Regions from separate parts of the Homo sapiens genome. Here region 1 is linked to region 2. Evidence: read pairs that join two places in POLR2A ChIA-PET (ENCODE). Cell type or tissue: PC-3. All regions are shown on one strand. Each heading gives the region's core, and the rest is flanking DNA. Links, peaks and the distances in the headings are about the cores only. Region 1 has its middle 57 kb from the start of KIF5B. Region 2 overlaps KIF5B (kinesin family member 5B).

Region 1 (15,626 bases), core at 5,098-13,097, 65 kb before region 2:
GGCCCCACAGCCACAGAGGTTTCCAGCCAGAAAAGCAACACCCAACAATCCTGTAACAAAACTACTCTTTGTTTTCCCCCAAAGCCTTGACATGTCAGGAAGGGCAGTAAGTAGTGGCTCTAAAATCCCTGCTGCTTCTGCATGGGTACCCTTTCCTCTCCCTCTGGAATCCCTGGAAACCAAGATTTCTGACCATATCCTGAAGGGACCTGTGCTTTTGTTTCCTTGGCCTGCTGAAATCCTATTCACCCTGCAGGGTCCAGCTCCAATCTATGAAATTCTTCCACCCCGGTCCTTTGCCTACACTGCTAAGTACGTTATTAATCTTCCAAATTCCTCTCCACAGTGCTGGGAAGAGTCGGCCTTAGCTCCTAGTAGACACTTATTAAGTATGTGCCAAATGGAAGCAAACTAATGGGCTAACAGACCCCCCTCAACCCCAGGACCTCTCACACAAACTATGGCAACATTGACAGCTCTAGGGATTGCCACAAGGAGCTTGTGCCCACACCATTATTTTAAATCAAACAAAGAGGCAGCTATTACAACATGTAAATCCACCCTTTTAGATAGAAAAGGAGGTAAAATAATGATCCAAAGTGTAATCATAGTAGATTCGTTGCCTGACACATACCACAAGTCAATATGCTGAGAGGTTGGGTTGCAGCAGAGAAAAATGTAATCCTAGGGTCACCAAACCAGGAGATGGGAGGGAACCTCAAATCCATCTCCCCAAGGAATTTGAAGTTAGGGTTTTTAAGGGGTAGTCAAACTGGTTGCTGGAATTTAGGGTCTGAGAAACATCTTAAGCAATCCTTAAACAAAAGCCTTATGAGTCTAATGTCAAAGATCCCGTCTGTAGGAGCAATGGGATGCAGACGTCAGCACCTAGTGCACCTGACTTTTAATAACAAGGAAGTAGGTTAGAGTGTAGCCTGATGAACGCTTAATTGTAACTATATTTTTGTCCAGAACTATGGACAAAATCCTTGCAGTCCTTCTCAACCCTGTAGGAATGGTTTCAAAGATAACATTGAAAAGACACAGTCATGTTTTTCCTCCTTTTAAGTGTTTTCATTCAAGTTAAATATCTAAGCATTGGCCTTGTGTGACGGCTCATGCCTGTAATCCCAGCATTTTGGGAGACCAAAGCAGGAGGTTTGCTTGTGGCCAGGAGTTAGACACCAGCCTGGGGAACATAGTGAGACCCCGATCTCTACAAAAAATTCAAAAATTAAAAATAAATTTTAAAAAGCATTTAAGTACCACTTCTGCTCTTCCAAGTCCTCCACTGGTTCCCAGCTTGGCAACTTCAAGGTACCGTTTGATCCCAACTTTAACAGGGGCCACCTCCCTCTTTGTCAAACTTCAAAGAGTAGGATGTAGGAAAAAGCAAACATTTTTTTTTTTTTTTTTTTTGCCAAAATTCTTTCTTTGAAATTTGTTTTTCTGTGATGTCTGGGAATTTCTAGTGAGAAACGATAAAGTAAAATAAGACAATCTCACTCCAGCCTTTGCCTTCAAACCCCCACTTCATCACCTGTGTTTCTGCATCACCCCCAAACAGCTAGTGCTGTGTTCTGACCTTTTCTTTCTCTGCATTCCTACCCTGGCACCAGCTGCAAACAGAGTCAGACATTGCCCCTGTAGGCCTTAAAAACTGATGAACAAAGATAGCCAGATGCTCTCTTCTATTGTGAGGAAATGGGGTGGGGGCATTTTTCCCTGGCAGAGACTCTCAAGTATGTTACCTTCCACTTTGAGCCATAATCACCATCATTCCCAACAACAAAACGGTAGTTCCCCCCACACAAAGTCACTGTGCTGCAAGGACCCTGTCTCCCTTAACGCTGCAAGCCAGTGGCCTATGTCTGCTGGCTCACAGGGACCCCTGGCATCGAATGTCTTACCCAGGGAGATAGTACCCTGTGGTGGGAGCAAAAGTCACCTCTTTTTTTTTTAAATTTATTTTTATTTTACTTTAAGCTCTGGGATACATGTGCAAAACATGCAGGTTTGTTACATAGGTATACATGTGCCATGGTGGTTTGCTGCACCCATCAACCCATCATCTAGGTTTTAAGCCACACATACATTAAGTATTTGTCCTAATGTTCTCTCTCCCCTTGCCCCACAACCCTTGACAGGCCCCAGTGTGTGATGTTCCCCTCCCTGTGTCCATGCGTTCTCATTGTTCAACTCCCACTTATAAGTGAGAACACGTGGCGTTTGGTTTTCTGTTCCTGTGTTAGTTTGCTGAGAATGATGGCTTCCAGCTTCATCCATGTCCCTGCAAAGGGCATGAACGCACCCATTTTTAGGGCTGCATAGTATTCCATGGCATATATGTGCCACATTTTCTTTATCCAGTCTATCATTGATGGGCAAAAAATCACCTTTTTGCTCCTGGCAACCTTTGCCCAGAGCATTCTGGTTTGTCTTTGTGTGTAACAACTCAAGGGAGATGGCTTTTTGTCCCGAGATAGCACTTTCAATATGATGGTGCTTATGTGGTACTCAAGTAAGCACAACATAAACAGTATTGCTGAGAAGGACAGTTCACGTTTATGTTTTAATTTGGTGGAGTATTATTGTTTCTTTGTCATTTGGTTGAATCACCATCTTTGGCTATTTTAGGAAAGAACAGAAAGGGAGCAGTTTTCTGATCCACCTGACAAATTCTGGGCCTGCACTCTCCCTTGGAGTCCACAGGATTTAATTTAAAGAGCCAGAAGACTAAGTTTAAATAGAAAAGGATATTTTGAAAAAAGGCAAAGTGAGACTGTTTTTTTAAATGAAACCTGAAAACGTACCTTGAAAGAGATTCCATGACTAAAGCCGCCTAAGGGAGTTTATTAAATGATTATTCTTTGATTCTTTGTTTCATTTTTGTCTTGGGTAAGAGCAATCCAGGTTTCTCTTCAGAATATGATTTTTTTTTTGACGGAGTCTCCCTCTGTAGCTCAGGCTGGAGTGCAGTAGCATGATCTCGGTTCACTGTAATCTCTGCCTCTCGGGTTCAAGCAATTCTCCTGGCTCAGCCTCCTGAGTAGCTGGGATTACGGGCGCCTACCACCATGCCCGGCTAATTTTGTATTTTTAGCAGAGACAGGGTTCCACCATGTTGGCCAAGCTGGTCTCAAACTCCTGACCTCAAGTGATCCACCTGCCTCAGCCTCTCAAAGTGCTGGGGTTACAGGCGTGAGCTATTGTGCCCAGCCAGAATATGATTTTTGATACCATTATTAGTTGGACTTCATATTCTCTTTCACCATCAGCAAGCAATTTTGTTTTCTATATAGTTATAATTTATTTACAAACAGAAGGTGTTTTATGGAGACCTTTGTTTACCAAGCATAGCTCAAGAGTACACTGTATTTCTGGAATTCTCTCGTCTTCCTTTGAAGACCTACCTAAGAAGTCTACACTGATGGATGTGTGAAAGACTTCAAGTTTCTTAATATGGCTCATTACTTTCATGAGAAGAAAAGGTTACTATAGACTTAGTTAAAGCAAGAAAAAGGCTTTCTATTGGAGTGGTCATTTCACAGTTTTATATCAAAATTATTTTATTTTAAAGGGAATTACAGGTAAACCTCACAAGGCTGGGCACAGTGGCTCATGTCTGTAATCCCAGCACTTTGGGAGGCCAAGGTCAGAGGATTACTTGAGGCCAGGAGTTTGAAACCAGCCTGGGCAACATAGCAAGACCTGTCTCTACAAAAAATTAGCTGGGCATGGGTGGTGCACACCTGTAATCCCAGCTAGTCGGGTAGCTGAGGCAGGAGGACCACTTGAGCCCAGGATTTTGGGACTGCAGTGAACTATGATTGTGCCACTGCAGTCCAGCGTAGACAACAGAGAAACCCATCTCTGAAATATAGAACAAACTACAACAAAACAACAACAACAAAATCACATGAACATGGAATTTTCTTTGTGAACGCTTACTGACTTGGTTTCTAAAGGGCAGTGGAGTTATTTGTCTGTACCTGATTCAACAATATCCATCTTAAAATTCATGAAGATCCAATTAAAATGCCCCTTATTCCCTCCTGAACCCCCTTCACCCTCTGCCACACACAGATATTAAATTGTGACATCCCCCAGCACAACAGCATGTGCCCCCAATCTATTCCAATCTATCATAATCCTTTGTGTACAGTCCCAAGTCACCTAGTAGACGATGTGTTCTTTGAGTGCAGGGACTATGTTGTATTCTTCTTTATTTTATTTTTTTATTTTTTTGAGATAGAATTTCTCTTTTGTAGCCCGCCCAGGCTGGAGTGCAATGATGCAATCTCGGCTCACTGCAACCTCCGCCTCCCGGTTCAAGCAATTCTTCTGCCTCAGCCTCCCAAGTAGCTGGGATTACAGGCATATGCCACCATGCCTGGCTAATTTTTGTATTTTTAGTAGAGATGGGGTTTCGCCATGTTGGTCAGGCTGGTCTCGAACTCCTGACCTCAGGAGATCGACCCACCTCGGGCTTCTAAACTGCTGGAATTACAGGCATGAGTCACCATGCCTGGCCAAATGTCATACTCTTCTATTTTGCATCTTCCACTGAACCTATGACTGTGGCTGGTACATCCGAAAAGAAATTAAATACCTGCTGGATTTAACTTATTTCAATGTCTCCACAGAATCCCATTATCCTCATAGCACTCTTTAGAAGTTGCTATTTTCCCTCTATAGTGACAGTGTACTGTGACTGTCACTCTAGAGTTATTGCAAAAAGGAGAGAAGTTTAGGAGGGACACAGTAACACACATGACATTTGCCTTTGTTGTCTTCCTGCTATTTTTAATAAACATTTTCCCCAGGTGCCCAATTCTGCCATGGAACCCCCACCTTGGCATCTCATAAGGGCCTGCTCAGTGCCATCAGTTCCTGTGACTTTTGTATTTATTTATTTGTTTCAAATGTCTTTTATATTGACTTTTTTTTTTTTTTTTTTTGAGACAGGGTCTTGCTCTGTTGCCCAGGCTGGAGTGCAGTGGCACGATCTCAGCTCACTGCAACCTCTGTCTTCCAGGTTCAAGTGATCCTCCCATCTCAGCCTTCTGAGTAGTTGGGACTACAGTCACACACCACTACACCCAGCTAATTTTTGTAGAGATGGGATTTCTTCATGTTGCCCAGAATGGTCTCGAACTCCTGAGCTCAAGCGATCTGCCAGCCTCGGCCTCCCAGAGTGCTGGGATTACAGGCATGAGCCACCATGCCTGGCCTATATTGACTTTTTAATGATATGTTCATTTAAGAAAAATTTAGCAATACAGATAAGCAAGATAAAAACCACCTGTGAACCTACTCCTCAGGTGGGATCATGTGGCATAACATTCCTGTCTATAAACAGAGTGAGTTTTGTTGGCTTGTTTTCTAGAATGAGGGTATCAAATAACCTCTGAACAAGGAGAGACAAAAATTCCCCTGGCAGGGATCTTCTTTGTCCTGTGACTGTCGCTTCATCCATCCTCTTAGTTTTGCACTAACACGCTTTGGTAGAAACACGTCCTGATTAGAGTTGAAGTGGATTTCTCTTTGGTTTTACAAAGCTGACCCTCCCTCCTAAACTCCTTCCCATTGACAGTAGTAAGCAGAATTTGGGGGAAGCTGAGCATGAGGGGATTGTGGGAAAACCATATGTGACCCAGCATGTGGTTGCTATTTGAAGCAACTGCAGACCTGCTCACCTCGGCACAGTGAGTTGCTTTGGGGAGCAATGGCTAGGTAGAAGAGTGCTCATTAAGAAGAGTTGTGAGGGCCAGTGCAGTGGCTTATGCCTATTATCCTGGCATTTTGGGAGGCTGAGGCAGGAGGACCACTTGAGAACAGCGGAGGATGCAGTGAGCTATGATGGCGCCACTACCCTTCAGCCTGGGTGACAGAGTGAAACACTGTCTTCAAAAAAAAAGGAGAAGGAAGAAGCAGCAGAAGAAGCAAAAGAGGAAGAGGAAGAAGAGGAAGAGGAGGAAGAAGAGGAGGAAGAAGAAGGAGGAGGAGGAGGAGAAGAAGGAGAAGAAGGAGAAGGAGAAGAAGGAGAAGGAGAAGGAGGAGAAGAAGAAGAAGAAGAAGAAGAAGAAGAAGAAGAAGAAGAAGAAGAAGAAGAAGAAGAAGAAGGAAGAAGAAGAAGAAGAAGAAGAAGAAGAAGAAGAAGAAGAAGAAGAAGAAGAAGAAGAAGAAGAAGAAGAAAGTATCCAATGTGGGTTGCATCTGAGACTCTGGGAGAAATCTAGACCGAAAGAAGAAGAAGAAGAAGAAGAAGGAGAAGGAGAAGGAGAAGGAGAAGGAGAAGGAGAAGGAGAAGAAGGAAGAAGAAGAAGAAGAAGAAGAAGAAGAAGAAGAAGAAGAAGAAGAAGAAGAAGAAGAAGAAGAAGAAGAAGAAGAAGAAGAAGAAGAAGAAGAAGAAGAAGAAGAAGAAGAAGAAGAAAGTATCCAATGTGGGTTGCATCTGAGACTCTGGGAGAAATCTAGACCGACCAGTGGGGTCATTCTAACAATGGTGGACAATGATTTTCCTTCAAACAGTAGTAGGACAGCCTTTAGCAAAGACACTGTGAGGCTGCAAGAAGCAATGAGGTGGGTGCGAGGGAGGGACTGTTGAGTCTCTAACTCCTGCTCTGCCTGGCATGGAAGCAGATGTGCATGTGTAGGAGGATGCTTGGTATTTAATAAGTTGGGTATTTAATAACTTTTTTAAAAAGGTAAAACATCATCATAATGAGGTAAGAATTATGTTTTACCATAAAAAAGTAAAATGTAATAATAAAATTAATAATAATAGGTTGGGGGATTTGAACACTTGGAGGTGGAAAGACCCCTTAAGAAGATGTTCTTTGGGATAAGAGCTAATAAAAAAAGAAAAAAGAAAAGAAAAGAAGATGTTAGTTTGCCTGGAAGTGGAGCAAGTAGGCATTCAAGCAGTCAACTCTAAATGAAGCAAGATTATATTTGTGCACCAAAGTGGAAAAGCAAGTTATACCATGTGTGATTGCACCTGCGTAAATGTGTGTGTAATTTTTTTATTGAGGGCATCACATTAACTGGTACTGATTGCTTTAGTTCAGGGAACTTCAGGCATGGAAGGCAGAGCACAAGAAAGATATTTCTGGATGAAATGGCCTTTCTGATCTTCCTCTTAAGTATGCAATGATTTCACTGATAGGTCAGGTCAGATTTAGCCCATCTCATAACTGGTTATAGAAAATCAGGAGAGGCTGAGCGCAGTGGCTCACGCCTGTAATCCCAGCATTTTGGGAGGCCAAGGCGGGTGGATCACAAGTTCAGGAGTTCGAGACCAGCCTGGCCAACATAGTGAAATCCCGTCTCTACTAAAAATACAAAAATTAGCCGGGCATGGTGGCACATGCCTGTAGTCCCAGCTACTCGGAAAGCTGAGGCAGGAGAATCACTTGAACCTGAGAGGTTGCGTGGGGAGGTTGTGGTGAGCTGGGATGGCACCACTGCACTCCAGCCTGGGCAACAGAGAAAGACTCCATCTCAAAAAAAAAAAAAAAAAAAAAAATCAGGAGAAAGCCCTAAAAAAGGTTCAGGAAACAGAAAGGAGAATTGCTGAATTCTCTTACCAGACTCCGACCTGGAGTCTGGTAAATTCTGATAGTTCTCCCAAGCCCCAAACCCCTGAAGTCTTCCCAGCCACTGCCATATGCCATTGGCTTGTTAACAGTTGCAGCCTCTTCTCAGTCACAAGTTTTTGTTTGTTTTTGCTTTTTCACTTTTGCTAACATTTAAAAACTTTTAAAATAAAAATTTCCAAACACAAACAGAAGTAGAAACAATGGTACAATGAACTCCCATGGACCCATCACTCAGCATCAAGAATTATCAGTGAGGTTCCATCTGTACCACCATCCACTCCAACAAACATTTTGAAGCAAATCCCAGACATCATATATATACACCTTAAAAGCAAGGATTCTTTTTTAACATAAACACAATACACAATACCATTAACACTTAAAAAAGTTAACAATAATCTCTTAATATCAAATATTTAATCAAAGTTCAGCTTTCTCCAATTGTCTTATAAATGTTTTTGTAATAGCCTCAAGTTTCATATGCTTATAGTGTGTTAGAATATTTTGTTTCTATCTTTAAAAATCCATCAATAAACGGGGTGTGATGCATGCCTAGAGTTCCAGCTACTTGGAAGGCTGAGGTGGGAGGATTGCTTGAGCCCAGAAGTTTGAGGCTGCAGTGACCTATGATGAATAGTCACTGCATTCCAGCCTGGGCAAAGTAGCAAGACCCCCATCTCTTAAAAACAAAAAACTCATCAATAAGTGTGCATATATTTACTATGTGGTCAGCCTTGTTTTAAGCACAATAAGGAGCTAAGTGCCCATGCTGCGGAGTGGTGAAAAATGGGATCAAATAGACAGGATAGGGCTAGACTACGGAGGATATTTAAAAACAGCAGAGGAGTTTCAACTTGATTTGGTGGACAGTGGAGAACCTCTTAAGATTTCTGAGCTTGGCGTGACAAGAGGAACTTCAGCTTCTCCGGTGAATGACATATGATAGTGACAATTCCCTTCACCTCTCACAATGCCTGACTTCCTGAAGAGTTGAAAGAGCAAGTGAGGTAATGAGTATTCTATACAAACCTCAGTTGCATTGATGGGAGTATAAAGATAGAAACTTGCCTTTATAGTCAAATGTTTTAATACAGATATTCTGCAAAGCAAGGGATATATATATATATATAAATTGAAATGAAATATAAATTATATTTCAATAATAAGACATTTTAATGAAAAGTTTTAAAATAGTAAAATAACCATATGCATAGTGTTAATATAAACAAAGAGCATTCTTTTTTTTTTGAGATGAGTCTTGCTCTGTTGCCCAGGCTGGAGTGCGGTGGTGCAATCACTTCTCACTGCAGCCTCAACCGCCTGGGCTCAAGGGATCCTCCCACCTCAGCCTCCTGAGTAGCTGGGACTACCGGTGTGCGACACCACGCCTGGCTAATTTTTTGTATTTTTTGTAGAGACGAGGTTTCGCCATGTTGTCCAGGCTGGTCTCGAACTCCTGGGCTCAAATGATCCTCCCACCCTGGACTCCTAAGTTGCTGGGATTACAGGTGTGAGCCATTGTGCCTGGCCTCAAGAGCATTCTCGATGGTCAGGAGAGACAATGTAAAAGAATATAACTTTGAAGACTTAGAAAGTGAGTGTTTTTCTGACATCTTCTAAATATACATCGTGAGTTTTTTAATTGTATAAGTCCTAACCAATAGCCTAAGAGCTAAGTATACAGATGAATACCATATAAAGGCAATCTAAGTCTAGTTATTTTTAACTCAGTGGATTATAAAATAAACCTAAGACCTCATTAGAGGTCAAGTTTTTGCAAAGATATAAAAATTGAGCTAGAGTTGGCAGGGGCATATGTGGTAGAATTTTGAAACACTTTGTAATCCATGAGTCAGTGCCTCCGGAATGTTGGAGAAGAAAGAATGGCAGTAATCAATCCAAGAGGACCCAAAGGCATGCACTCTGTAGGCTGTTCCACGCCAATTTTAGCAAGTGCACATGTCTCCAAAATAATAGGTACTCTCCAAGTGGCGAGATGGCATCTGGATCATACAGGGTTTTGTGGTTTTTTAAAAAGTCATTTAAAATTATTGAAATTCAACTAGACCCTCCAAAATCTTCAGAAGAAAAGAACAAATTTCAAATTTTAGAAAGCAGTTTAAGAAAAAGACATAATGGGACTGAGGTTTATCAGTATACATATTATCATGATCAATCTTTAGTATTATTATATGAAACTGATGGATGTTTCATAAAAACACATGGATTCTGGGCAGCCTTCCCTACTGAAAGGCTGAGAGGTGGACCCTGGGGCAGACAGCTGGGCTCAGAGCCCAGCAGGGTGAGGATGGATGAGGATGCGCTGACCACCCTGAAGATCCTCATCATTGGCGAGAGTGGGGCGGGCAAGTCCAGCCTGCTCTTGAGTTTCACAGATAATACTTTTGATCCAGAACTTGCAGCAACAATAGCATGATGTGACTGCAAACAGTATGATAAGAATGTATGCCAGGTGAAACACAGGGATCACTGTCATAGAAGTTGCCTCAAATTCCAGTTGTCTGGAAAGCGATGTAAACTGGACCGCCCGCCACAAAAATATACTCAGTAAAATAAAGTCTATAATATGTCAAATGTGCCAAGAGAAGATAACGGTAAATATATGTCTCTTTCCCACTGTCTAAACCAGTAATTCAATGCTCTGTTCTGTATTTGCTTCTTCCAGGCAATCCAGGAATCACATCAACCTGGCTATTCACAGATGAAGGGGTAAAGAAACTGCTGTGTAGATACACAATGGAATACTCTTCAGCCATAAAGCTTCTGGAAACCCTGTCATCCGCAGCCACATGTGGAACCCTGTGCATCCACAGATGAAGGGATCAGGAAACTCTAACACATATACTGAAGGGAATAGCCTTCAGCCACCAAAATAATAAAATTATGTAGCTTGGAGCAATACAGATGAACCTGTCCATCCACAAATGAAGAGATCAAGAAACTCTAGTATGTACACAAGGCAAAACCCTTCAGCCACCAAAATCATGACATTATGTCACTTGGAGCAACACAGTTGAACCGCCGAGGATGCCTCATCCTCCACAGGCGGATAAACGCTGTGGCCGCCGCTGCTGCCTGGGTTGTGCCCTGACACCCCCACTGCTTCTCTATTTATACAACTTAATAGGGTTGCTGACCCAGCAATAACTGAACAGCTGATATGTACCTCACACTAAGCCAGATGCTTCATATGTATCTAATTTGAAAAATGCTGAGCTACTTACCTTCTTAACACCACGGAACTTCTACTTAAAAGTTTGTTTTTTAATCCTAGAGAGCTCCAAGCAAGTTTTAGGGGGCTCCCCAAAACCAGTGAAGACTTTAACTAAAAGTAGAATTTCAGAGTACTATAATTTGATTAGAAACCAAACCCCAAAATTAAATATGAAGATCAATGTCTGTACTGAACCGGCCCATCTGGTGGACACAAGATTTGTGTTATTGACTAGAATGTTACCGAAAATTCACAATTTCTGGCATCCATCGGTGTTCAGAAAATTGGATTAAGTACCAAATACAGCAGAGCACACCCAGCTTTGAGGCAAGGACCCCGTCAAGCAGTCAGGCAGCGCTTCTGTTAGGGTTCTGGGCACAAGTCTTCCCCGTCCCTCCCACCTTCTCCTGGCCTCCCTGTAAACCCGAACAGCCAGGTACCTCAATTTTCTTCAAGGCCAGGCTGTTCTTAACGTTGGCAAATTGGTCGAGGAAATGGGTGAGCCACTGCTTGCTCTGCACGTCGTCCTCAGGATGCTCGGTCTTCAGGCAGTACAGCAGCCACACGGCTTTGGCCCGCAGGAGTAAGTGGCCCATTCCTAGGCTGTCCCCCAAGATGTGTCCTCCGAAGAAGCTGGTCAGGTAGAGGGGATGCCCGCCCTATTTGTAGATGGGGAAGGAGATGCTGCTCAGGTCGAGCGTTTTGTCCACCTGCCAGGCGTACAGGAGCGGGTTGGGGGGCACGCAGAGCACCCTGTACCTCGCGCACACCTGCTGGTACTGGATCTGGCTTCCGTTTCCCCGCGCCACACGCAGATCCTGCACCGCACCGTCCAGTTTGCTGACTTCTGCAAAGATGGCCGGGTCCAGCAGTGAGTCGCTGTGGAAGACCGCCAAAAGCGAGGCGCAATTGGCCTCGGTGCTCATCCTGGAAGCCGAGAAGACGTAGGAGTCGTTGTTGGTGAAATGGCTCTGCAGGAAGCACCCAGGCCTTGGCAGGTGAAAAAGCAGCCGTGGGCCAGAGCTCCCCCTACCCAACCGTTTCCTGGAGAAATTCTAGGCGAGTCTATTTGAGCTCCGCCCCAAGCTGCCGGCGGAGGCGGCATTTGTAGCACGTGGTTGGCCCCAGTCGCCTGACGAATATGGAAGGTGTTTGTGGCCTGGTTGACCTCTCAGGGGTTCGGCAAATACAAGGATCGCTTTTTCAAGGCCATCAAATGCGTACCTATCCTACGGGACTCGCAATTTATTGGGAGAATTTGGGGGTTTCTCCTACACACACAAATGGCACAGAAATTCCACGTGTCCTGAGAAACAGATTTTACCTTTCCTGGTGTTCACCCTGTAGCAGTTTCAGGTAAGGCTTTTGTGAACCTGATGCACTTGACTTATTGTTTTTATTCTCTGTCCACAAATGTAACATGAACATACATTCTCCTAGTAAAAACAAGTAAACGCATAGAATGAAAAGTGGAAAAAAGAAATCAAAACCTTTCTATCCCATTCCTCTTAAAGGAAGTGTTAAAAAGTGGGTCTACATCCTCACAAACCCTTTCTATGCATATACATGCATATCAAAGATATAGCAAATATACCTTTTCCATAAATATTGTTGAGCTATTTGTGCTATGCAGATTACATTTTTCATCTACAGTGGCAGAGGGTTTGAACATGTCAGTGCATATAGACTTATTTATTTATTTATTTTTGAGGCAGATTCTTGCTCTGTAGCCCAGGCTTGAGTGCAGTGGTGCGATCTTGGCTCACTGCAACCTCTACCTCCCCAGTTCAAGCAATTCTCCTGCCTCAGCTTCCCAAGTAGCTGGGATTACAGGCATGCGCCACCATGCCTGGCTAATTTTTGTATTTTTAGTAGAGATGGGAGTTTCACCATGTTGGCCAGGCTAGTCTCGAATTCCTGACCTCAAGCGATCCACCTGCCTCGGCCTCCCAAAGTGCTGGGATTACAGGCATGAGCCACACCACGCCCGGCCTTATCTTATTTTTTTGAACTGCTCTATACTTTTCCAATGTGTGGATGAAACATAATACAGCAAGAATTTTGTTGATGGACCCATAGATTGTTTAGATGTTTGCTTTTATAAACAGCATTCAGTGAGTGAATGTCTTTTATTTAACCTATACTGAGGAACCATATCTGCGAGATAGTTTTTTAGAGTGGATTCACTAGGCCAAAGGAAAGGTTATTTAAAATTTTTAGAACTATTGAGAAATTAAAATCCAAAAAAGTTGTATTAATTTGTACCCTCATAAGCAATATATAAATTTACCATAGCCTATCCCACAATGTCGGCAAAGCATTTGGTTTGTGCCATTGGTATCTTACTTTGGTTTAATTTTGAATTTATTGCTTAGTATCCTTATCTTTCCTTTTGAGTGAACTATCATATCTTTTGTGTGCGTGATCCATTCGATAGTTTTCCTATTGGATTGTTGGGATTTTCTTCTTTGTTTATAGGAACGATTCATATGTTAAAGAAATGACCACTTTTCTTGTGATCAGAGTTACAAGGGTCCTCCCCACCCACCTGCATTTTGCTCATTGCCATGGATTATTATCATTATTATTTTTTTGAGATGGAATCTTGCTCTGTCACCCAGGCTGGAGTGCAGTGGCGCCATCTCAGCTCACTGCAAGCTCCACCTCCCGGGTTCATGCCATTCTCCTACCTCAGCCTCCTGAGTAGCTGGGACTACAGGTGCCCACCACCACGCCCAACTAATTTTTTCTATTTTTAGTACAGACGGGGTTTCACTGTGTTAGCCAGGATGGTCTCGATCTCCAGAACTCTTGATCTGCCAGCCTCGGCCTCCCAAAGTGCTGGGATTACAGGCGTGAGCCACAGCGCCCATCCTTGCCATGGCTTAGTTTTGTAGTTCATTAATGAATACTTTTCTTCCCTGAGATCCAAGTTTTTGTCATATTTGTGTGTGTGTGTGTGTGATTAAAAAAAACCCACATGGATTCTAATCACGAAAAATGCAGAAAATAGCGTAAGGACTATTTCCGAAGATTTTGTCTTGTTTTTTGGTGGTTCACCAGATGGATGCACGAGACTCAGTGACAGGGTCCTAAGATTCATTGCAGCAAAGCATACTGAGCAAAAATAGCAGGGAATGTGCAAACAGAGGAGTCCAGGGAGGGTCCTGGGAGGCCCAGCATAGGCCTCTGATTTCCTTCCTCATTCACAGCCACACAGGAGCACTTTCTCTCTGGTAGAGCTATCTGGTATATATGAGTCTCAGAATCTGAGGGCTTTGTAGCAGGTGGGTCACAAAGGTACCTCCTGCTATACAACCAGTCATGGCAACTAACACTCAAGATCCCAGTAAAAAAACCCAAGTGTCTTGATATTTGTGCCAAGAACCCAACAAACCAGTACAGTGTGGCCCATTGCTCCAAGTATATGTAGCAAAACCATCAATCATAGCCAGGTGCATTGGCTCTCACCTGTAATACTAAAACTTCGTGAGACTGAGGCAGGAGGATCACTTGAGTCCAGGAGTTTGAGACCAGCCTGGGAGCCATAATGAGACCCTGTCTCTGTGAAAACAAAATTAAAAATTAGCTGGGCATGATGTTGCATGCCTGTAGTCCTAGCTACTCAGGAGGCTGAGGTGGGGGAATTACTTGAGCCCAGGAGATCAAGGCTGCAGTGAGCTATGATCACACCACTGCACTCCAGCCTGGGTGATAGAGTGAGACTGTCCCAAAAAGAAACAAAAACTATCAGTCACTACCATAAAGAACATTTCAGGAGCCATATTCCCAGTTGCTGGCAAAGAGTCAATCATGGTGTCCTTGGAGACATGTAAGGACTAAGCATACAGACCTGTTGTGGTATTAGTTTGGTGCAAAAGTAATTGCAGTTCTTTGCCATTACTTTCAATAACTCTTTCATTAGGGATATTCTGGAATGAACCAAAGGCAGCAAGCTTGCAAGATGGTATTACTCCAGAGAGTGTGCCCAGTATGCCCTACCAGCCTGCCTTTCCCCATGTTTCTCCCTATGCCTACTTCCTCTCCTGTCCTTGTTTCCAGATCCCATATACCTTTCAAGCTCCCAAAACTTTGGGACAAACTCCCAAGACTCTCATGCCCAGCTGGTAGCCATCACTTGTACAGTCAGGACTGGCTACGCAATTTGTAGGATCTGGTACAAAATGAAAATACCCAGTTCCTTGTTAAAAAATTATTAAAGAACTTCGGGATAGTGACAATAAAGCATTAAACCAAGAGTAAGGCCCTCCCTCGAGCAGGTCACAGCTACACAGGTTGCAAAAGCCTGAGGCCAGCCCCGATTTTTTTCTTTCATATTCTGTCACCGAGGCTGGAGTGCAGTGGCTCCATCGCTGCTCACTGCAACCTCGACCTCCCAGGCTCCAGCAATCCTTGGGACTTGGAGAAGCTGGAATACCACCACACCTGGCTAATTTTTGTATTTTTTGTAGAGACGGGTCTCACTATATTACCCAGGCTGGTCTCCAACTCCTAGGCTCAAGTGATCCTCCTACCTTGGCCTCCCTAAGTGCTGGGATTACAGGTGTGAGCCAATGCGACTGGCCTTGTAGTGAGTTTTCACTGGCGTATGTAAGACAGCTACAGGGAATTGGAAAGTACCCCACTCACCTTCAACTCAGATCACTCCTAGCTCTACTCCATTGACAAGGTGACCTTGGAAAGTCACCTTGCCTCCAGACTCCATTTCCTCCTCAATAAAACAGGAATGATAATGATAGCATGTTTATGGGGCAATTGTGAATGTT
Region 2 (15,626 bases), core at 2,985-10,984:
TGGATTAGTTGTCAAACTTGAGGCTATTAGTTTCTTAAGAGTTTTTGTGGTTTACAGTACTCAGCTTCTGCAGTGGTTGGCACATCAAACCTATTTTTCCGTTTACACTTGTTTTAAGAATGTCTTATTTCTTCAGATTTTGTGTTTACACAGATCTGTAGTTATCACTATGATTCTTTTTGTTGGAATGCTAAAATTTAGGATTCATAAAATGTACTAAGATTAGAAGGTAAACTTTGATGAGGCACAAATACGACATGAACTATGAAGAAAGAACTAAAGGAAAATGAACAAAGGAAACATACATTTATTCTAGGTTTCCATTGGGAAAAAGTTGCTTATAAGTTCCGTTTCAAAATTTCAGTACTCTATATAAATGGTAATATTAGGAATAATGGATACATTGTTGGTTTGTGAATCCGTAATGAACAGTTAACCTTTAGGTAAGCTGATAAGCATTTTAGTTGTTTTTTGGTTGGTTGGTTGTTTTTTTGAGATTTTTTTTTTTTTTTGAGATATTTTTGAGTTTTGCTCTTGTTGCCCAGGCTGGAGTGCAGTGGGGTGATCTTGGCACACTGCAACCTCCGCCTCCCGGGTTCAAACGATTCTCCTGCCTCAGCCGCCCCAGTAGCTGGGATTACAGGCACGCGCTACCACGCCCAGCTAATTTTTGTATTTTTAGTAGAGATGGGTTTCACCATGTTGGCTAGGGCGGTCTCGAACTCCTGACCTAAGGTGATCCACCTGTCTTGGCCTCCCAAAGTGCTGGGATCACAGGCATGAGCCACCACGCCTGGCCTGGTTTTTTTTTTTTTTTTTTAACGTGTAACCAAAAATACATTACAACTGAATAACATAGCCTTAAAAAATGAAAGGCAACATGTTTTGGTTCATTGTTTTCAGAAACTAGTTTCTTGCATATAGTAACGACATTAATTATTGAGGTCTCATATTTTTGTTCAGTTTTTTAAATGAATTATTTCATTTTGTAAAAGGTTATAAGAGCAGCCAGGAGGAGCGGAATTGGAAAATCTGTGGGTAAAATCTTCTCGGTTTGGTTTTTTCATTTTACTGGTTCCTAATCCTGATTCATAATGAACAGTTTAGGAGAGAATTGCTGCAATGCAGCATTTAAAACTAAATTTTTAAAAACATGATTTAAGAACATTTTGTATACAATCTTCTATTTAGATCAAAATTGAAAGAATATTGTAGTTTATGATGTTAGAAGCATAATCAGTGCTCATGGAGAAAGTAATTTTTAAGGATTCTGATTTTCTTATAACTTGAGTTTTTAATACTTTGTCTAAACTTTTTTCCTGCTACTCATGTAATCAGTGATTTTAATATGACACCATGGCAGGCAAATCTTTCATAGTGTTTCTGTGTATGCTGTACAGCCTTTAATACAGAATTTATTTTTAATTAAGTGCTTGGTGAAGTGCTATAAATGTAACATCGAATGAAATGAATTATTTTATGAAAGTCTTTAAGCGATATACATATAAACTATTTGCTTTAAATTAGAGAACTTGTTACCGCAAAGCAAGGAGGACAGGGAAACAGTTTATGTCTTTGAAATGAGCTTGCTGGAAACACCAGAAAAAAATCAGTAGAAAAAATTAGGAGCTTGCTAAAAACACCAGGAAGAAAAATCAATAAAAAAATTACATCTATCTATTTATGAATCATGAAAGTAGAATATGGTTATTTGCATCATTAAGTATCTTTACAAATCATTATTCCTTATATGGTACACCGTAAAGGCTGCCAAAAACAAGCTGTGGTAGTTCCGAGAAATTAGAAGAGAATAAAACTAATTAGATAATCTTGCCCAGTTCCTTGCCTAAGCAAAACAACATTCTCGCTTTTCAAGTGAATGATTTGGTGTTTGAACCTTCTTGATTACCTTAAGAGGGAAAAATGAAGGAGAGGAGGGAACCATCATCACATACCTTTACAGTTGTGGAATGTTAGCCCACTATAGTGTTTAACTAAGGAAAATCTAATATAATACACTCCCAAGTGATCTGAAATGATCCGCTATTCAGAATTCCAGAGAAAGACATATCCCTGCCAGAAGGGTGTCCTTCATAACCAAATTTGGTCTTCAGTCTGGTCGGTGCATACTCAAACAGGAATCACTTCCCTTAAGGAACCTAAGGTATGCAGTTGAGATCAACTTATTCCTTTTTGATTTGTCCCCTTAAAGCATCAATCAGACGTGAATGCATCTTGTGACTTGGAGTTACTAGTAATATTGAAATCTGAAACTTGGGGGATCTTTGAAGACACATGGGATTAAAAGCTGCATAATGTACATTTCGAGGCTAAAAACCAGGTTTGAAAAATACAGATGTCCAGATGAGTTTTTCTTTAATTTATTTGAAAAATAGAGATATGCCTTAATTATAGACCATTAGAAATAATTTTTGTGTTTCACAGAGTCTTGATTTTCATTCCAGGAAGCCAGAGTCAGTAATTTATGGCTAGATCTTTAATTAAAACATTTGCCTTACTTAGTATTACAAAATCATCATTTGGTTTTGCAATCAAGATAAGACTGTTTTGTCAACTTAATGCTAAGCACTTAATTTTTATTTAACAATAACTTCTAGAAAGATAATCACTCCAGTCTCAATTATTTTTATGTTTGTGTGTTACCTTTTAATAGTTGCCATTTATATTATTTTAGTAAGGTTGTAGTGGTAGTTTATATATTTGCTTGGAGTTGATAACTAGAGTAAGCAGCTTCATAAAGTACTTCTGAAGGCAGGCTTTACTATTAAAACTGTTTACTATTATGAAGCTGTTTACATTATTTCTGGCATATCTCTTGGTAAATGGTTTAGGGGCACTATTTTCTATTGATGTAAAAATTGAGGCCAGGCATGGTGGATCACGCCTGTAATCCCAGCACTTTGGGAGGCTGAGGCAGGTGGATCACTGGAGGTCAGGAGTTTGAGACCAGCCTGGCCAACATGGCAAAACCTCATCTCTACTAAAAATACAAAAATTAGCCAGGCGTGGTGGCACATGCCTGTGGTCCCAGCTACTCAGGAGTATATTTGTAGATACATATAAAATTCTCTTGACATTACTTGATCACTTATATTAGATCCAAGTGTATAACTTAACTTAGTATTCAGGTTTTTATCTGGCCTTATCCTCTATTACTCTTTGAACCCTACAGTCTGTACTAATTATTTCTAAAATTGTGTTACTCATCTACAATATCTCATATCTTTATAGTCACTAAATGAATGTCTGCTGGATAAATGAGGGAAAATTACTTTCTTTTTGCATAGAAAAAACTATTAGTATGGTTTGTTTTTGGGTGGCGATTGTTATTTTGATTGTACTTAACGTTTGTTTTCAGAATTGTTCACCATGAATATATCTTGTGTCAGCAGTAAAATAATAGATTTCTTTTAGTCACACCTGTAGAATTGAATGTTAATTGTTTCAGTAGCATCTGAGAAAAGGATACGTTCACATATGTCACAACTAAAGAATAATCAGACATCGATGCCTATTTTAAATTGATGCCAAAGTGAGATCAGCTTCTTGTATCTGTCAGTAATGCTTTCAGCTTTAGAGGAAAAACCAACAGCTAATAGTGGCTTAAATAAATAAGAGGATGTTTTTCTCACATAACAAAAAGCCTGGATATAGGCCCTTCACGGTTCCTCACTCTGTTATACTTTGTCGTCCTTAGCTGTTGCTTTTCATCATCCTGTTTGTCGTATTTGCAAGATGGATGCTACAGCTCCAGGCATTCATTCCAGGAAGGAGAAAGGGCAGTTTTAGCTGAGATGGTCCTTTTTATCAGGATAACAACACCCTTCTCAGAGACCTCGAACAGACCGCCACTTCATATTATTCAGAGCTTGGTCATGTGACTACTAGTTGCAGGGAGACTAGGCTAACAGGTATTTGGCTTTCCGGCCTATTTATTGGGAGGTAGCAAGGGAAAGGGGAATTGGGAATGGCTTTAGGAGTGTCTGGTTCATTGTTACTTTTATTTCAGACTTTGAAGTGGGGATGTGGAGGGTAGTAGGTCTTTTTCAGCTAAGACTTAGGAAGTGTTTTCTAATGTTAAGGGCTTTTTCTGGGGTCATGATTGTTTTGTGTTTTAGGGCCCAACTTCCTTCCTTTCCTTTAGGAGAAACTAGAGAGCAGGCAGATACTTGCAAATACCTAGAACCCCTTGCCTCTTATTTTTGGATACCTACTCTTTCTCCTAGATTATTAAAATTGTTCCTGCAAGCATTTAAACTACCTCAGGTCTTACAAGTCTTAAAAAAAAAATAACTTTCTTAGACATACAGCAGATTTTCTGCACCACTTGGTTACCTCCCATTCTTTTTCAATCCATTCCAATCTGACCTTTGTCATTGAGTACTTTTTAGTTTTGTCTTGGCCTCACAACTGTATTTGACATAATCACTCCCTCCTTGAAAATTATTATTTTTTGACTTGCATGGACACCACTGATTTTTTTTTTTTGTTCAATACCCCTGGCTCCTTCTCAGACTATATTAGTGGTTCTCTGAGAGTGGTCCATGGAGTCCCCAGTATCATTTCTGGGGTCCAGAAGATCAAAGCTGTTTTCAGAATAAGATGATGTCTTTTTAACCGTTTTGATATTTGCATTTGATCCTTGCTCCTTGTACTTCAACTTAACAACTTCCATTGGTTTCTTGAATGCTACACTGTTCTTTCTGCCTTAGGATCTTTAAGTATCCTCCCAGTGCCTAGACTACTTTCCTACACGAAACCTTTTTCACCCTTCATGACTAATACTGGGGAGAGTGATGATGAGTTAGTTGCTGCGTATTTTTCAGTTCTTAAATATTCTTTCTCCAAGGGTGTTTCCGTGATATTCTGCTTTCCCGTAGACTTAGGTTCTCCTCCTATATTCTCTCATTGCACTTTCATAGCACTCAATTGCATGAGTCAGAATTCTGGTCACTTAATTTTTTAATGTCTGCCCCACTATTATTTATGCTCCACTAAAGCAGAGAGGGAATCTCTTGGTTATCATTCTAGCATGTCATCTCACATTCCATAAGTATTTGTTAAATGAAAGAATGGTTGAAAAGCTGTTGCAGGACAGGCATGGTGGTTCACACCTGTAATCCGAGCACTTGGGGAGGCTGAGGCAGGAGGATCTCTTGAGCCCAGAAGTTCAAGACAAGCCTGGGCAACATAGCATGGTGGCACATGCCTCTAGTCCCAGCTGCTCAGGAGGCTAAGGTGGGAGGATTTCTTGAGCCCAGGAGGTTGAGGCTGCAGTAAGCAGTGATTGTGCCACTGCACTCCAGCCTGGGTGACAGAACCGAGACCCTGTCTCAAAAATAAATAAATAGGTATTTAAAAAAATAAAAATCACTCAGCAATATTTGGCTGCCATAGTAGTGCTAATTATAATTACTGGGAATTATAATTGTAATTACTGGGCCCTGGGAATGCAGCAAAGACTAAAGACCATTCTTGTTTTCCTGGAGTTTATTCTAATGGATTTGTGCATGGTGATCCCTTCTACTTCAAAGATTCAATGATACCAAATTATGCATACTAGGTATACTATTTTGAGGATTAAATATATTATATGATGGCATCTGTAAAGGTTAGAAATGTTCATTTACCTTTAATTTGTATAGTTGAAACACTTTTTTGTTTTTCAGTCCAAGCCTTATGCATTTGATCGGGTGTTCCAGTCAAGCACATCTCAAGAGCAAGTGTATAATGACTGTGCAAAGAAGATTGTTAAAGGTAAATATATTCAACCTGCTGAGTTGTCTCAGCAATAAGTAAATAAGTTTGTGATCTTTTCTACTTACTCAGCTTCCTTTTTTCATTTTAATGCCCCTTTCTTCTAAGTTAATTGCAGAAGAAAGTTGTTTAAATAATAAAAAGGTCAAACACAATTAGTAAATATTCTATTGCTCAAATTCCATGATCTAATTATATACAGTACCTAATTAAGGTTATTATGAGAACTATGTTACACACTTATTCTTAAGAGATGCATTTCTGTTAGATATTCCCAGGAGAGTTTCCAAGGTGGCAGTTCTAGAAAGAGAACAGTATGAGAATGAAAACAAAAGGGCTAGACACATTTCTAAAAAGTAGTGGAAAATGGCAGTCTATCATTCTTCCATTCCATTGTTATTCCTTCCCCAAAGACTTACCTATCCCTTGAGGAATTTAACAAGGGTTGCCAAGGGTGAGAAAAGTATGTACATTCCAGTTAATACTATAACTTATACAAGAATATTTATAACTTTATATATTCTAAAACCATTGAATTTTAAAGCTGAGAGAGTGCTCATTGTTTATCTGGAGTTACTTCCAGTTACTGTAGAAATCTGTTTAATCAAAGGAATGGCTGTTACTTTGTGATATGATTTATTTCATTTTTTGACAGCTGTAGTTGTTACAAAGTGCTTCTTAGATTGAGGCAAAATCTGTGTTGTGGCATTCACCACATTAAAAGAATTGGGATTCAGTATAAAAATAGGTGGATTAGGATAGCATAGGAGCACAGATGCTCATCCTAGTAACAGGAGATAAAGTGGAGTTATAGAAGGTTTATAGATGAGGTGAGGGAGGGAAAATGTGTATGTACTCATTATATCAATTTCATATTGTCTAATACAGGGAGCAAAGTCATCATGGAGATGAGGAAGGGGGAAGAGGTTCTAGGAAAAGGCATGAAATGGATGGATTCAGGCAGTGTGAGAGTATTGCCAGGCAGTATTAAGGGCCCACTCAAGGTTAGCTGCTGAAAGAGTTGAATTTTTGCCCATTTGGAGTTTTGCTAGGTGAGTACAAAAGAGGGAAGTGGGGGACAAGAGAATTGAGGATATAGTCAAAGGAGTGATTATAATGGTGGACCATGGGATCTAAGGTGGTTAAGTTACAGGAAGAAGGATATGAGGGAGGCTGAAGGGCAGTGAAAAAAGGTGGTAACATTAGTGGGTTGTAGATCTCAGTGGGGTCAAAGATTTGTTGGAATCAGGGTACTGGACGGAGTAATAGAAGGTGAATACAGACAGTCCCTGACTTAGAACAACTTAAAATTGTTCGACTTTACGATGGTGCAAAAGCAATACACATTCAATAGAAATATTCAATAGAAATATTTCTAGTACCTGTACAACCATTCTGTTTTTCACTTTCAGTATAGTATTCAATAAATCATATGAAATATTTAACACTTTATTATAAAATAGGCTTTGTGTTAGATGGTTTTGCTGAACTGTAGATCAGTGTACGTGTTCTGAGCACATTTAAAGTAGGCTAGGCTAAGCCATGGTGTTTGGTAGGTTAGATGTGTTTGATGCATTTTCAGCTTAGGGTATTTTCAACTTACAGAACATTTATCAGGAAGTAACCCCATCGTAAGTTGATTAGTATCTCTACTTGAAATTGAGATTATGGAAGCAATGCAGTTAGTAATGAAAAGGTAAAGGTGTTGTCATGGAGTTGACTTCCGAGGTAGTAAAGAAAGGATAAGGCCAGACATGGTGGGTCACACCTGTAATTCCAGCACTTTGGGAGGCTGAGGTGGGAGGATTGCTTGAGGCCAGGAGTTTGAGACCAGCCTGGGCAACAGCGAGACCCCATCTCTGTTTTTAAAATAAAAATGAAGAAAGAATAAGATCGCAGAAAATTTGGTCAAGGAGCTGAGAGGCCAGGTTATTTTAGTGGGATTATCTGCTACAGACTTTGAAACCACCAGTACTGTTTTATTACAACAGTAATGGTATTGGTGAGAGAGAGTGAACTGGGTACTGACATCTTCATAAAATGAAGGGGAATTAACACTTGTAATTGTGTAAATGACTGCAACAAAGAGGAACAGGGTCATCATGTTGTAAGCATCATGTGGTTTTCCAGAGGGATCGATCATAGAACACAATTTTACTACATTCTTTGATTGAGACATACTTCTGTCTCATCAGTACAGTTTAAGATTACATTAGCTTTCTAACCAATAGAAAGTTACCGATTCATGAATTCATGGGCAATTTGAATATACAGGTCTTTTTTGTATCTCTTGCCGCCAGCTTTAAGCCCCATTCCATACTTGCACTTTGGAGAGCAAACCTTTAAAGTGCAGATTCCATTTTGTTCATTTTAGCTCTTAATCATATTTTGAGTTTTATACTGGGGATCTAGTAAGTTGGCTGTCAGCACATTTGATAAGTCTATTAAAGTGTCAAAGGTTTTGAAGTTTGAAAAATATGATTCTAAACCATTTATAAAGTGCTTAATGGGTCATGGTCCCTAGGTTAATCTTCTAAAATGAATAAGATTGTTGGCAGTTATTTCAATCACACTGTTTGGGTATTCAGCCAACTTCAGAGCCTCTTACCTATACGATTGGCTAGTCCTTAGTTTGTCAACATACTCACAAGAAAATGATGAAAAACTTGAATCCTTTTATCAAGTGATGGTGCATGACTCTAGTATTTGCCCAAAGTACCAGTTGAATAACCATATCCAAACAGGAAATGAGGTTAGTTCAACCATAGTCTTTACTTAATAAAATTTTGGTATACTTATTTCCATAATCTATCCCTTTTCCCATTTTGAAAATGTAAATAACATTAGTGTCTTCTATTACCTTTGTTCTCTTTGGCTTTTAAAAGTAACCTACAGTAGCTGTGAGATTTTTATCCCTGGAACGTAATCCTCCTTAGTAACTAGAAACTTGGGCTCATTTGAAGCCATTCTTTTGCTATCGTACTATCCACATAAACCTTAAAGTCCCTTTCAACAATGTTTATTCTGTTGTTCTGTTTTGAGGATCATATTTGTGGAAGATGGTAGTAAATAGAAGTACCTCTGTTTTAATATCATCAGTTAATATTTTCTGGTCTTTCCTAAGCAATGCAGGTTCATTCATTCATTATTTTTTTTCTGAATATGACTTTAAAAGTTCTTTTTAGGGCCTTAGTTTTTATTTTGTTTTGGTCTTAAAGTTACTTATCCTGGACTTTTATCTTTCTCATGCTGTTCTCGTGAGTTCTGTCTCTTCTCTTGTATATCCTTAGTTACACAGTCTCTTAATAATAGGCTGATACTCAGAGTTTTTCAAAATCTATTGTTTTTTAAGTGGTACCTAACCTTAAGGAAAAGAAAAAGATGAAGTCTGTTTTCCTGACGTTTAGGATACATGCATCTATTACTTTTGTTCTGTTTTATTACTATTTGCAGTTCTAAGATGAAATCGTTTGCTTCCTGAAATTTCTCTTCTTTTCTCAAAATTTCAGTCCCTTCTTCATCCTGCTTTACTGTTTGGAACTGCGTTCAGGATAATAGTTCCCTTCTCTGTAATATGGTAAGAGTATAATCTTTAGAATCAGACAGTCCTAGATTGAATTCTAGGCTCTGCCACTTTCTTGCTGTGTGACTTTTGGCAAGTTACCTAACCTTTCCAAGCCTCCATTTCTTCTTGTGCAAAATAGGTACTAGGAGTTGTTAAGCACAATACAGGTATCAGCTGCTAATTGTGTCCTCTGTCGTTGTCTTCTTTTTTTTTTTTTAAATTGAGACGGAGTTTCGCTCTTGTTGTCCAGGCTGGACTGCAGTGGCGCCATCTTGGCTCACTGTAACCTACCTCCGCCTCCCGGGTTCAAGCAATTCTCCTGCCTCAGCCTCCTGAGTAGCTGGGATTACGGGCATGCGCCACCACACCCTGCTAATTTTTGTGTTACTAGTAGAGACAGGGTTCCTCCATGTTGGTCAGGCTGGTCTTGAACTGCCAACCTCAGGTGATCCGCCCACCTTGGCCTCCCAAAGTGCTGGGATCACAGGCGTGAGCCACCACGCCCGGCATGTGTCCTCTGTCTTCTTAGAGGACATTATTAATTCAATCAGTCGTGTTTGTATTTGGGATAAACTCATAGTCTCAGCTATTTCTACTGTACAAAATTAGACTTCCAGCAAGTGTTAGAATACAAGGTTTCTATCATAATCTCTTTCTTCTTCTATGCAACCTTTGTAATTTATGTCAGTATCACCTGGCGATGATTTCCTTTTATCTTTACCCAAGTGCTCTGTACCATTTTGGAGGAGACTGCATGTAGTAGCTGGTGGGACTTGTCCTGGACAAGGATATGAATGTGGCAGAGTTACCAATAAATACACATATTTAAGGAGAAAGATGGCGTAGGGGTAGGTCGTGGGTACCTAGGGAGGTGTGAGGACAGGAAAGCAATTAAATACATGGTAGGTTGTACTTGGGACAATCATTGTTAAACAGATTGGATGAGAAGCCATGGTTAGAAATTGTTGGTAGGCAAAGATCAGCAGAATGATGGGCCAGCTGGGATTTCTTTTGAGATAGGGATTTGATGAGCAAGTTGCCAGTAATGACCTGAAAGCAGATAGTACTCTCTGGGTCCCCGACAAGTTCACTGAGAATGCACTGGCTCATAATTATCTGGACAAGTTTATAACTTGATTTTATGTAGGGCTATTAACATTCCCTATCTGTAGATTTGTTAGATACAATTGTTACTTTTGAATAAGGTTTATCCACTTGTATTCTCTTGAATTCTGAATCTGAGTGATTTGTTTCCCTTGTGTTAAGTAGCTATTTATTCATTGCCCACTATATGATAAGCATCTCATCAGGTCTTTGTAGATTTCCTGTTTTTTCCACCATGGCTTCCTGACCTGAACTCTCTGCCGCTGTATTCACCTTTGGTTTTTCCAGATGTAGCCTACCTTGTATTTATTTTGGTTCCTCTGCTCCTTGAGTATATAGTACAGTGGTTAAGAGCAGGTCTCTGGAACCAAGTCTATTTGCATTTGCGTCTCAGCTTCATCTTACTAGCTGTGGAGTTACAGGCAAGTTATTTAACCTCTCTGTGTCTCAGTTTTCTCATCTATAAAATGGGACTAATAATAGTACAGTGCGGGCTGGGCGCAGTGGCTCACGCCTGTAATCCTAGCATTTTGGGAGGCCGAAGTGGGCGAATCTCCTGAGGTCAGGAGTTGAAGACCAGCCTGGCCAACATGGTGAAACCCTGTCTCTACTAAAAATAAAAAATTAGCCGGGCATGGTAGCACATGCCTGTAATCCCAGCTACTTGGGAGGCTGAGGCACGAGAATTGCTTGAACCTGGGAGGCGGAGGTTGCAGTGAGCCGAGGTTGCAGTGAGCCGAGGTTGCGCCACTGCACTCCAGCCTGGGTGACAGAGCAAGACTCTGTCTCAAAAACAAAAAACTAATAGTACCGTGCACGGGGTTTTGTGATGATTAAATACAATAATATATAAAAAATGGTTAGAACCTGACTCATTGTAAGCTCTCAGATGTTAATAGTAACTTTATATGATGACTTCTAATTCTCAGAGCTTTTGCCTAAGTAGTCATTTTGCTGGGGAGGCTGAAGTTCAGGGAGATACAAAGTGACTTTCTACAACGTGATGTGCTGTTATCTCACTACCTAAATATGTTTTTTCTGTTGATACAGTATGAAAGAAGTAATACTTGTTCAGAGTTGTCCACCTCTGTTTCTCATAGGAATGGCAAAAGTATATTTAAAAGGGTGAGGGAGGCTTTAGAAAGATGCTGTACATTGATGATGGTAATAAATATTCAGCAAGCATTTGAGTTCCTCTGGAGTGCCAGGCACTGTGTTAGGAGTTAAACACGGTCCTGACTTTGAGTTGACAGGCTAGTGAGTAAAGCAGACAGGTAAATTGATCGAATACTCATTGGTAAGTGTTATGATTAAATGCAGATACTGTAAGAACACATAGGATGAGACTTTTACCCAGATATTTTGGGGGTGCGTTGTGGAATTGGGTTAGAGGAAGAGGTAAATGTGATACATGAAATAATTTTGCTTTCCTTCTCAAAAATAAAAAGATTTTGAAGGAAAGTTTCAAATGTTTGGAGTCTCTTAAAATCTTCCCAGGGAAGTTAGTAATGATGTCTTTTTTTCTCATTAATAAATGTTTCTGTAGGAAATCTGTTATCCACTTAGTTGTGCCCATGTTGGGGTTTTTTTTTCTTTTTAAAATAATGAATAAAAACAAGGATTGGCTTGCTTATTAGTTTACTTTTCACTGTTATATGCTGTTTCCAACAGAGGCTTCTCTTTTTGTTTTGGCTTCCTCTAGAATAGAATGTAATTTCATAGTACCTTTCTTGTCACCAAAAACAAACAACAAACAAAATCCTCGAAAGCCAGAAATCAAAGGATTGCCTTTTTCCCCCCTTTGACCTAATAAAAGAATATATTTAAATGTTAATGTCAGAGGCTAGAAAAAAATTTCATAGGAGGGTCAGGTGCAGGGGCTTACTTAGGCCTGTAATCCCAGCACTTTGTGAGGCTTGAGGCAGGAGGGTTGTTTGAGCCCAGGAGTTTGAGATCAGCCTGGGCAACATAGCAAGACCCTGTCTCTACAAAATTTTTTTTAGAATTAGCCAGGCCTGGTGGCATGTGCCTCTAGTCCTGGCTACTTGAAGCTGAAGCAGGCAGCTTACTACACCCAAGAGGTTGAGGCTGCAGTGACCAGTGAGCTATGATTGTGCCATTGCACTCTGAACAGAGGGGAGACCCTGTCTCATAACATTTTTTTTCATAGGAACTTCTTGGTAATTGATTTTGAGGTAGGAGTGAGTGTTACACTTTGTGGGTAGGATAAAGAGGAAGGTCGGGGTTTGTGAGGATTAGCTACTAATTAACCATCAATTAGTCTTGTTTCTAAAATCTCATCTGTATGTAAATTGGCAGAGGATTTTTTTTCTTTTTGGTCACATAAAGCTTTGGAGTGTAGATGTAATGACATTTGAGATGTACACTGATACAAGAGATTCTTTATTATAAGCAGTGGAATTTAAAATTTGTTTCTTAATTAACCACAGAAAGCAGTCTGGGTCCAGAGAAAATTGCTTAGATGGGTCATCACTAAGAAAATTACTGTTGTTATATATTTCCTTTAATGTCTTTATAAATCCTTTATGTACTAAACTTTGATGGAGTCTTTCATATTAGCATAAAGAAAATCTGAATCTTTCTTGCCACTCTTTCCACAAATAATTTTGGTTTTTTTTTTTTTTTTTTGAGACAGAGTCTCACTGTGTCACCCAGGCTGGAGTGCAGTGGCTCGATCTCAGCTCACTGCAACCTCCTTCTCCTGGGCTCAGGCGATTTTTGTGCCTTAGTCTTTCGAGTAGCTGAAATTACAGGCCACGTACAGCTAATTTTTTTTTTTTTTTTTTGAGATGGTGTCTTACTCTGTCACCCAGACTGGAGTGCAGTGGCGCGATCTCGGCTCACTGCAACCTCCACCTGCCCGGTTCAGGCAATTCTCCTGCCTCAGCCTCCTGAGTAGCTGGGACTACAGGCACGCGCCACCAAGCCCAGCTAATTTTTTGTATTTTTAGTAGAGACAGGGTTTCACCATGCTGACCAGGCTTGAACTCCTGACCTTGTGATCCGCCTGCCTTGGCCTCCCAAAGTGCTGTGATTACAGGAGTGAGCTACCGCACCCAGCCACTCCCACAATATTTTATTATACAGAATTTAGTATGCAAGGGTTAGGAAGAGGGTGTGTGTGTGTGTGTGTGTGTGTGTGTGTGTTTTAGGGTGTTTTATACCTCACTAGGAATAAACATCTGATATTTTCCTGTAACATTAAGTAATTTTTTTTTTAACCTTTTCTCTACCCTGTCATCCTGTAGTTTAAGTAATTTCTTAGGAATCTTGCTTAAGGAAAAAATCCCCTGAACTATAAAATCTTTTCTCATAGATGTACTTGAAGGATATAATGGAACAATATTTGCATATGGACAAACATCCTCTGGGAAGACACACACAATGGAGGTAACGTTTTATAATCTGTACTTAGATGTGGTTTGCAATACATACAGCATTCATTATTTGTGATATTATTTCACCATGCATAAACATTTTAATTTACTCTTTATTGCCTTTTCTCATACAAATAATATACATGTAACATCATTGTTGGAATCTAATCAGTTCCTGAGTTTAAATAGTAAGGGATACCTGTATTTGAGATTATATTTGAGATTGTTTTATCAGTTAGCATAACCATAAAATAAATAACATTTTAGACAAGAATTTTTTGTCACCCTGTTATATGGGAAATTTTGAATGCTTATGTGTTGTTGATTTTATGTAGTATAAATAACTTTTTCCTGTTCTCCTTGGCTCCTCCTTCCTCAAAATAACTGTCACTCTTCTCTGATAAGAATGTTGCCATAATTATCAGTGCTGCTGTTAATAATAGATGTGGACCCACTATAGCTTTGCTTCTAGAAAACAGCCTGTGATTTTCTGCCACTGCTAAAGAGCATCTGTTTTTATCATTTATTTGAGTGTACTATATTAAGTAAATGACTGCTTCTTTTAGTGTGATTCATATTACTGATTTTCATAAAGTCATAGAGAACAAGGACATCCTAGTATTTGCATGAATTTGCCTCGAAGTAGAAGGAACAATGTAGAATTATATGGAAAGAAACTAAAACCTTTTTAATTATGTTCATTTTACAATGAACATTTTACAAGCATGGATAATCTAAATCTAGTGATTAAATGAAGGGTTAAGATCTGTTGGTAACCCATGTGGTTGATGTACAGTACTGTGTATGTGTAATAGTTGAATTGGATTTTTTAGGTATTTACAGAGCCGTTTCCACAAAAATATAGTTCCTGTCCTTTCTTGACTATAAGTTGTAGATTGAAACTCTTTGTTTTTACTTCATATTTTATAATTTATTTAAGAAGTCTAGTTTTGTTTTTTGTTTAGGGTAAACTTCATGATCCAGAAGGCATGGGAATTATTCCAAGAATAGTGCAAGATATTTTTAATTATATTTACTCCATGGATGAAAATTTGGAATTTCATATTAAGGTAAATTCCTTGAGGAAAGATTATATTTTATTTTACAGCAAGAATAATGTTCTAAAAAAATAGTAAATGCTGGTTTCTTTAATTTTAAAAATTGTTTTTCTGGAAAGGTACAGTTGAAAGATCATTCAGGTTAGTAAACTTGGATTTTTGTTCATCTGCCATTAGATGAACAGGAATGTTAACTAACGTAAATGATTAAGTCTTTAGCCTCCTTCAAAAAATAAAGGAGGTTGCTTTACTGCAGAACTTGAAGGTTTCTACTACATAAAACTATTCTAATTCATTTTAGATGAAGATAATGTAATTTATGTCCAATGGGAAGACTGCTTAAATAACTAAGCTAATTTGGCTAATTTATGTCTTCCCATTAGAATGTGAGCTATGGCTGGTATGTTGATAACTGTCTCTCTAGTCTAAACAATGCCTAGCACTCAGACCTCAATATGCGAATAAGTTATATAACTTTAGTTGATCGGTGTTTTTTTAAATTTGCCCTTTAGGTTTCATATTTTGAAATATATTTGGATAAGATAAGGGACCTGTTAGATGGTAAGTTAAATTCTTGCTAATCAGTTTTAAATAACATCTGTTAATTCCTTTTTAATAATAGATGTGAGACTATTTCTTTGTAACCTATATGAAATTGTCTTAAGTTATTGGAAATAGACAAAATTTTTTTTCTTCTAAAGTTTTAGTTGAATACCTTTAAAT

What was found. ChIA-PET counts read pairs that join two places held together with the same protein. Peaks named below come from ENCODE experiments on the same cell type or tissue, not always from the same donor. Only the 100,000 strongest peaks of a DNase experiment are listed, where the experiment ranks them.
Region 1: POLR2A ChIA-PET joins it to region 2 with 25 read pairs; 4 of 35 experiments call an interaction of 5 or more read pairs at or near these places.

Annotation. Positions count from the first base shown.
Region 1 is chr10:32,106,076-32,121,701 of GRCh38, reverse strand. No RefSeq gene overlaps it. Among named protein-coding and RNA genes, the nearest start is that of KIF5B, 57 kb to the right of the region's middle. In PC-3, for the core only: no CTCF peak of the experiment used is centred there; a DNase peak (open chromatin) is centred at 9,471.
Region 2 is chr10:32,038,616-32,054,241 of GRCh38, reverse strand. KIF5B (kinesin family member 5B) reads left to right here. Exons shown (of 26, transcript NM_004521.3): 2 at 5,691-5,778; 3 at 13,785-13,858; 4 at 14,811-14,915; 5 at 15,416-15,464. Among named protein-coding and RNA genes, the nearest start is that of KIF5B, 10 kb to the left of the region's middle. RefSeq lists an enhancer at 4,921-6,120. In PC-3, for the core only: no CTCF peak of the experiment used is centred there; no DNase peak of the experiment used is centred there.